Regions from separate parts of the Homo sapiens genome. Here region 2 is linked to region 1. A link is a contact called in ENCODE Hi-C or POLR2A ChIA-PET data. All regions are on one chromosome and are shown on one strand. The core of a region is the stretch at or near the end of the contact, and the rest is flanking DNA. Distances in the headings are between cores, read along the strand shown. Region 1 has its middle 55 kb from the start of LINC01449. Region 2 has its middle 110 kb from the start of INHBA-AS1.

What was found. Hi-C counts contacts between places; a loop is a spot of excess contacts on that map. ChIA-PET counts read pairs that join two places held with the same protein, here RNA polymerase II (POLR2A). Pooled maps may share reads with other maps.
Region 2: a loop to region 1 is called in a map of PC-9, with 6 times the contacts of the local background. The contact joins two enhancer-like sites. A Hi-C loop is called at or near these places in 1 of 168 maps with a recorded cell type or tissue (PC-9) and 2 of 50 pooled maps. POLR2A ChIA-PET finds 5 or more read pairs at or near these places in 2 of 52 experiments (IMR-90 and PC-9).

Annotation. Positions count from the first base shown.
Region 1 is chr7:41,044,733-41,049,207 of GRCh38, forward strand. No RefSeq gene overlaps it. Among named protein-coding and RNA genes, the nearest start is that of LINC01449, 55 kb to the right of the region's middle. Within about 2 kb of position 1,607, at least 4 of the 41 ENCODE cell types and tissues checked have a DNase peak (open chromatin) inside an H3K27ac peak, as active enhancers do.
Region 2 is chr7:41,578,135-41,582,338 of GRCh38, forward strand. No RefSeq gene overlaps it. Among named protein-coding and RNA genes, the nearest start is that of INHBA-AS1, 110 kb to the right of the region's middle. Within about 2 kb of position 2,157, at least 3 of the 41 ENCODE cell types and tissues checked have a DNase peak (open chromatin) inside an H3K27ac peak, as active enhancers do.

The DNA.
Region 1 (4,475 bases), core at 357-2,856:
TAAATTTTTCCCTGTAATTCCCTCTCCTCCTAATTTTTATTTTTCTGCGTTTTCAGGCTATTTTTTTCTTTCTAAAATGTCATACCAATTCCCACATGTATAAGTTACAACCCACTTTTTTTTCAAGTCCAGTTCTACGTCCTTTAGATCTTTCTTAAATGCTGACTTTGGAAAGTTCATCCTTCTCTCTGCAATACCCATGACCCTTTATCTTCACAATTCAATAACCCTCACAATACCCTCCGAGAGAGCACATTGCACATCACAGGTAATCCAAATTACTTGTTGAATGTAGGAACAAATACAACAGTGAAAAAAATTATACGCATTCTAGAAATATCCGTTTCTTTTAGTGCTGTTACCATATGCGATATGACTGCTATGTAGACATTCTATTTTATATTTTTTCCAGGTACATTCAAAGACTCTAATAGAGAAAATATTCTCCTCTCTAATATTTTATAGGATTTTATTTATTTTACTCTTCATGGTCAAGATCCTCATAAGAATAGTCTACAAATGCAAATGGCAAGTAGGTTCCGTTTTGTGTGCCAGTTTATACTCCAATAGGGTGGGCTGTGAGTCCTTTGCCATTTAACTCAACTGGAAAGCCTTCCGTGGTGCGCAGTGGTGTCTGCCATGGATGAGTGAGCCACAAGCAGCCATTCACAACCCTGTGTTCACCGATCCTCCCATGCAGTTGCCTTCACTTTTTAAAAAAATTATTGTATTTATCTTTCTTTTAACTACTCATCACTATTAATGTACTCATACCTCTCTCAGTGGGCTTTTGCTAGCTTTCTGCTGTGTGCCAGAGTTTCCTTCATGCTGGGTTAGGGAAATCAAGGAAGAAAAAGTCCCATGAGTAAGGGCAAGAGGTGAAATGGCTCAAAGATCTTTCATTGCCTGTTGTGACTTTGCCAGTTCCATGCCTGGAAATACCTGCTCCTCCAGCCTCAGAAGCCTTCCTGCTGCCTGCAGGTGGCACTGACCACCTGCCTGATGCCACTCACATGCTTTCCAAGCCTCAGATCTGGTGCCACAGGATTGCCTTTGTTTACTCCCTGGCCTTTCTCCAACCCCAGGCAGCCATCAGCTCTAGAATGGCATCTGTCTCCTGGTCTCGCTGTGCTGGAGACTGGGCACTTAGGCATTTTTGAATAGATGGATGGCCTGATGGATAAATGAGTGAGTACATAAATATTATAAATTTTGGCCCAATGAAGGACAATGCATCGTTATACAGTTCTAACTGTATCTACCAGTTCACTTGAAAATAATGGATCTGAAGAATGGTGAGGTAAGGGAAATGAGTGATTCCTATTTATTAGGGATTTATTAATCATCTCATTTCACCAACCGACATTCAGAGATCATCACAGGAAAGTGGGAAGCTGGGAAACCTGTTTCTGTCAACTTTTTATTCCATATAAGGATGGCCCATTACATACACATATCCACAGAACATGGGCTTCCTCTAAGAGGAGGAGGGCAATGGGTGCCTTTGGGGCAGGACTTGACTTCAAGTAGCAGCTGAACCTCAGTGATGGTCCCTGGACTTCTGCACGGGAGAAGGAGTTTTAACATATTACGAGAGAGCAATGGGCCCAGGGAGTGAGTCATTTCCTCCTTCTGGCTCTCTGTGGGGTTGGCCTGAGAGGCTCTGATTTGGAATGAATTTGGAGTGACCCCTGATGTGTTCTCGCCCCCCACCAAGTAGCCTTAAAAATATCTTTGTGCCTAACCGGATGTGAGTTAAACTAAAAAATGACTCTGCTAGCCAATAACGTAGGTCGTCAAACTCAGGGGCCGGTGTGCAGCTGGTGAATGATGTTTGTGTTGCCTCACTTACCAAAAGTGCCTCTTGGGGAGGGGAGAAATGTCAAGGAGGACATCTCAGGAAGAGGGACAAGTGTAGCCCTGGGCCAAAGTTTCTTAGAACAGCTACTGAATGAGGTTGCATCACTCCAATTACTGCAATAGTGGGTCCCATGGGAAATTGGAAACCTTACAGGGGAGCCAAACACACACACTCACATGCATGAACGCCCCACGATGGGTGCATTTTGTATTGGGATTCCTTCTGTGTCAGCACCTGACAAGTGCTGAACTTGAAGATTAGCAGGGTCACCATGGCTGCAAAGGTGTGTGTGTGTTTGCAAGTGAGGGTAGATGAAAAAACCACCTGCCCTCAAACACATTTCCATAGTGACAACAGGCTTCGGCGACAATGCACAGGCTTCATAATCAGCTGAGCATATCTCTGGGATAGGCACTGGGAGTATACTGGGGAGAAAAAGCCAGAAGAAGAGAGAGAGCCAGCTCCATTTTGCTAAAAGACAGATTAAATTTCAACCCCTGGAGGAAAAGAAAATGTGAAATTGAAAAATGAAAAAATGCTAAATACAGGGCTTATTTTCCATGCTTGTTGTTATTGTTTAAAATGTGTACCTGTCTTTTGAACAGTTGCAGAATGACAAATGCACATGCTTTGACCCCAGTCCTCCTGGATGCTGCCTGGCACAGCTGGGCATCTCTCTGACCTTTCTTTCTGGACAGCGTGGTGAAGGGGAGAGGGAAGCTTCACCCTCCACAATCTGTCTGATCCAGCACAGCTGCATTTTCTCATTCTTGAGAACTGGACAAGTTTCCTGAGCCCTGGGTTGATATACTGTACCATCTTTGGTGCAGCTGTAATTTTAACAAGGGGAACCGACTTGAACCTCTCTAATCCTTACTCCAGACACCTCGCACTCCTGAGACTAGTGTGTATGCGTGCATGTGTTTTTAAGGGTTTTTCAGCTGTGCTTCTGAGAAAGTGGCTCAGTCCAAAGTTTAAGAAAGAAAAGAAAGAAGTGGGGAGGGGTTTAGTGGCACGTCTGTCTTATTCTGACCACAAGATATTTCAGTAGCTTTTGTATTTACAATAGCAAAAATAATGTTATTATTCTGAGCTCACCTACTGAAGTCTTTCCATTTCTATTGTCTCTTCTGGGGTAAAATGATGGACACTATGTCTCCTTCTCTGCTTTGAGCCGTAGAAGAATAATCCAGAATTAAAAGTATGAGAGGCATTGCGGGAAAGGCTTGGAAATCAATTGCAACTAGTCTCAGAATTGCACAACCAACTTCAGATTTTTCTTTTTTCTCAAGACTTATATTTTGGGAGGGAGCTGTTTTATGAATGGATATAGGCCTGACACACGAAGCGCGTGGGATTTGTCTGAGGGCCTCATCTGGTTTCACTGTGACATCTGGCTCTGATGAATCTGGCATATTGTGACTCACAGATACACAAATAGTAATCCTTGATAGTGACCACTTGTGACTGCCGACAAACAATGTCAAATGTCAGTGAACTGCTGCGGCCGCTGGGCTGAGCTGCTCTGGCCCCTGCTGCCCTGATGTAGAAGGCTCTGAGCTGCCGTCAGGGAAGAGTCACGGAGCTCAGAACCTCCTCATCCCACTAGGACCCCAAGCAGCTTGGCCCTGAGGAATTTATAGTCATGGGTGCTCCCTGAGTGCTCCTCTTAGGAAAGCCCGGTTGAGAGCATATGGCTGCGATGGCTGATGGTCTGGGTTTGAACCCTGGCTCAGCCACACCCTCGGCTGAGAATGTGGCAAGTTGTTTAACTTCTCTGTTTCCTCATCGGCTAAAAAAAAAAAAGGTGAAACAGTAATTAAAATAGCTGGTGTTTATTGAAACTTCCTATGGGTCAGGCATTGTTCTAAGCAAGGTACTAGAATTATTTCAACTAAGATTTAAAAAATATGATGTGCTTGGTATTTTTGTTAATGAAGAAACTAACACATAGCCACACTGATAGTAGGTGTTGGAGCCAGAATTCCTTGAGCTTTTCTGAGACTCTAGGGCAATAGTTTCGAACCAGGGGCAGTTTTGCACTCCAGGGGACATTTGGTAATGTCTGGAGACGTTTTTAGTTACCACTACTAGGGGCAGGAGAAGAGTAATACTGGTATTTATGGGGCTGAGGGCAGGGATGTTGCTTAACACCCTACAGTGTACAGGACAGCCCCTACAGCCAATAATTATCCAGCCCCAAATGCCAACATAACAGGTGTTAACTCATTTAATTCTCAAAATAGCCAGAGAAGAGAAGTGCTATTTTTTTTCCTATTTTAGATATTGGGAAGCTGAGGCACAGAGATGCTAAGCAACTTGCTGCCAGCAGAAAGATAGTTGGTGGCATAGCTAGGAAGCAAACCCAGGCAGTGCAGTGCCAGAGGCCACACCCTCCACCACTGGGACGAGCTGCCTCTACCTAGAAGGGGCCGGAGGTCATTCAGGCAAGGTGGGCAAAGATTTCCAAGTGCAGCAAGTCAAGATCAAGAGACAGCATTATTAACAGAAACACACACTTAAGTCACCTATATTGTTTATAAGCTTTTTTATATTCCTCACTGAGGGCAGAAATTAATAAGTGAGTGGGCACACATAATCATGGATGAGGGAA
Region 2 (4,204 bases), core at 907-3,406, 530 kb after region 1:
TAGTTAAAGAGCAGTCCAAGTTTTAAGCCTAGACATGTAGGACTTGGTGTCCCTAACAACCAAGACAGACAGATGAGGGAGAGCCACTTTGCAGAGTGAAATTCTAAGTTCTGTTCTAATCATGTCAGTTTAAGGTAATTATCCCACACCAAAGCCAACAAGCACATGTGGCAATCGCAGACCCAGGAACTGAGTCCAGATGAGAGGTAGCATGAAAAGTCTTATACTTTACACCACCAGACAGCCAAGAAGCAGCCATGAAGCAAAACTAAAGTGTATTTTACCTTATAAATAGGAAAATGGTGTCCACAAACCCAGGCTTCTACACATCTTCTTGCCCTCTTTACCTTTGGCTTACAGGAACGGGTACTTTGCTTATTTTGCTTTAAGTTTCTGCCACCTAATCTGTCTATCCACCTCCTTCCTTTTCCTTTGGCCACCACCCTAGCTGGCCTCAGCCAATGCCTGGGTACTCAATGCTTTTACTTCTATACCAGAAAATTAGAACCAAGAGACACTAAGCATAGCATAGACATAGCGTCACCAGTATCCCACCTGCTGTACTATCCTTCCCAGCCTCCCTTGTAGTTAAGTGAGGACCATGGAACCAGTTCTGGTGGGTACACTGTGAGACAGAAGAAGTGTACCCTTCAGCATTGTGCAGAGACTATCTCCTCCAAGCTCATTTCCCTCTTGTGACAACCTTGGAGGCCATGTGCTCTGGACAGTGTCACGACACAATGGAGGCAAGCCCACATGACCCATTCACATTGGACTTTGTGTAAGCAAAGATTAAGCCTCAATTGGGTGAAGCCACTGAAATGTAGGAAGTGGTCTCTTGTGGTCACTAGTATTATTTACAACAACTCACACAGCAGCCTAGACAACCTTGACATTTAAGAATGAATGAGCTGTTTCTACAATAATCAAAAAGCAGGGCAAAGCCTTCATTAGAGAGGAGAATCTGTATTGCCTGTATCTCAAATTTGCTTTCTCAAAATCTATATCTTGTTTGTACCCCCACTCCCAAGCTGTGAAGATTTTATATTTAAATAAATAAGAAGTGTTCATAAGTAATATTATCTACTGGAATGCAATGGGAGGGCAATTGTAATGGGGGGATCTGAAGACCACTGCTACTCATGTAGTTATTCCTTAACTTGCAGTAAGAGTCACCAGATGATTATTACTGCATATTCTGCTTTGCTTAAATGCTATGCAAACAACATGAAACAACATGTAACAACACCGAAGAAACTTTTCCTGTGAACATTAGTTTGAGGAGCTCATGCTGAACTAAAACACATCTGAACACTATACTTTAACAAGTGTGCTTTCCCACTCTATTATGGACATTCAGTCCTTAGATAAAATCTAACTAGTTAATTATGTCATGGGCTTCTTTTGTTTTAAATATGACGTTTGTTGGTGTGAAGTTATTGATGGATTTTTTTTTTCTTTTAAGATGGAGTCTTGCTAAGTCACCAGGCTGGAGTGCAGTGGAGCAATCTCAGCTCACTGCAACCTCTGCCTCCCAGGTTCAAGCGATTCTCCTGCCTCAGCCTCCCAAGTAGCTGGGACTACAGGCGTGGGCCACCACATCCAGCTAATTTTTGTATTTTTAGTAGAAATGGGGTTTCACCATGTTGGCCAGGATGGTCTCGATCTCTTGACCTCATGATCTGCCCACCTTGGCTTCCCAAAGTGCTAAGATTACAGATAGGCATGAGCCACCCCACCCAGGGTGATGGAGACTTCTCTGTACCTACGTGTGTTCTCCATAGAAACAGTTCTTTTTTAAGGGGAGTAAATACTGAGTACACAGGAATCATTTGGAGGTTTGAAGCCAGAATTGTCCACTTGGAGTTAATCATATTTTCCCTCTCAGCCCCCATAAATAGTTGAGGTTACATAAGTGAAGTGCAGAATGATTAGGGTTTACTGAGTAAAAGGCATATTACAAAGCTTTGGCATGAAACACACTCTGTGCTAGCACTCTATACTTTTTTCCACACAAATCTGGGGAAAGGGATGTCTGGTTCCTTGTTTTGTTTGTGCATGAGCTCTTTTCTAGGAATTCTGTGGAATTCCTATTCTATTAGAAGCCCAAGTTCAAAGCTATGACACACAACAAGTTGAATTCTTTACATATTTAAGATCAAGTATAACACCATATCTACACAATTATATTGTTGAGTTGGGATATTTCAATTCTCAGAATGATCTGATAAAATCAGCCTTGTGGTTTAGATGCTTGAGGACCCATTCTTTAAGAAGACAGCTGAAAACAAGTGTCACCAAAGAGATGGTTGATAGAGATTTCAAAGGTAAATATGCAAGAAGCTAGTGATTTTGGAAGCTGGTGAGTTTAGCAAGATACAATAATTATATTGAGGTCGAAGAAAAGCTGCCAGAAACACCATGATCTTCCAGCAGCAAGCAAGTGTTCTGAAACACAAATTGTGCTTAAAGTGAAATGTTTTCTTGTAAAACCTGTCAAGAATTATCAAAGTGGGGCAAGGTTCAAATTTAACACTTAGTGACATTATAGTTTTTACTTAGTTTGGAAAACAAGAATTAGTTAAAACTTCTTTAAGATTTTGACACAAGGGCCAGGCTCAATGACTCACGCCTATAATCCCAGCAGTTTGGGAGGCTGAGGGTGGTGGATCGCTTGAGGTCAGGAGTTTAAGACCAGCCTGGCCAACATGGTGAAACCCCATCTTTACTAAAAATATGAAAATTAGCTGGGCATGATGGTAGGCACCTGTAATTTCAGCTACTTGGAAGGCTGAGGAAGGAGAATCGCTTGAACTCTGGAGGTAGAGATTGCAGTGAGCTGAGATGGCACCACTGCACTCCAGCCTGGGCAACAGACTGAAATTCTGTCTCAAAAAAAAAAAAAAAAAAAAGATTTTGACACAAGGAAGAGTAAAGAGATTTTACTTCCTAGTTTCTGATAGTGAAATATAAATCTTGAAACCACATACCCCCTTGCCTCTAGAAGTTTACTCTTCTGTAGAGCAGCAATCTGACCCACTTTCCCTCATTATCTTTCCAGCCGTCTGGAGCAGCTCTCCAGAGCCACATGTGTCCTAAGAGTTCCCATTGGCTCCTTAGCTAATATTTATAGGAACAGAAGGGATTTGAACTAAGGCCCATCATTCAGCTCATGATAAAGTCACAGATAATGGTGGGTTGGTGGAGGGAGGAATGGAAAGAAAGAAACTAATGCTGTTGAGAGTCAGTATGTGGCCAAGCAAAACATTAAGTGCTACATAAATCTTGAGCTCCTTCCTCCTCCAAACAGTCCCTTAAGAAACTATTATTATGGCTGTCTGCCTTTTATTGACGATGATCTGAGACTTTGGGGATTAACTTCCTCTCTAAGTAGAGGTGATAGGATGTGACCAGATGCACCAGGCTCTGGAGCCACCTCTGTCCCCACCCTCTTGCTTCCTTGGGCTCACATGTCCAACCATGAGCTCTGAGCACTTGCATGCCAGCACGCCACACCATCCCTCCAACCACCTACACACACACACACACACACACACACAGCATGAACATTCACACACAATTTCTGAAAGACTCAATCAGAATCTAGGACAAGGAGAATCTCTAGTGCCTGAATACCTTCTATCGAACTGGGTGTTTCCATGATTTCTTACTCATTTGGGATGTGGCTTAACTCCAGTGTCTTCCAATTCTTGGAAAATGCCAGAAACTCATAACCGGGGCCCTGCCACCCAGCTATGGCTCCTATCCCCTCTCCTTCACCAACAATCCATCCTGACACCTCCACCTTGACCACTAGCAAGAACTATGCCTGATGGAGAGACTTTACAACAACGTCTGCTATGCTCATCTGCCTTTAGAATTGTACCCTGGCCTGAGTTTCCCCCTCCCGAGTCCTATCTGTCAGTTGGGTCCCTAGTTATTGATAATGGCCAGAATTATTCATGACATTGAAAGTGAGTCCACAAAGATTGCAAAGTTGCCCTTTCCAGAAACCACTGTAGCTAGGATAATCCCCCTCCAGTCCACCCAGGGCCTGAGCAGCAGGTCCTTATGTAGATCTGGCTTGTCTACTTTCTGGTCTTCCCAGCATGCCACACCACTGAGCTCATCTCGTGTCTTTCTCACCAACAAGTAACCAACAAGTACTACCCAGGAGCAAGTCTGGAAGTGTTCATTTTTTTTT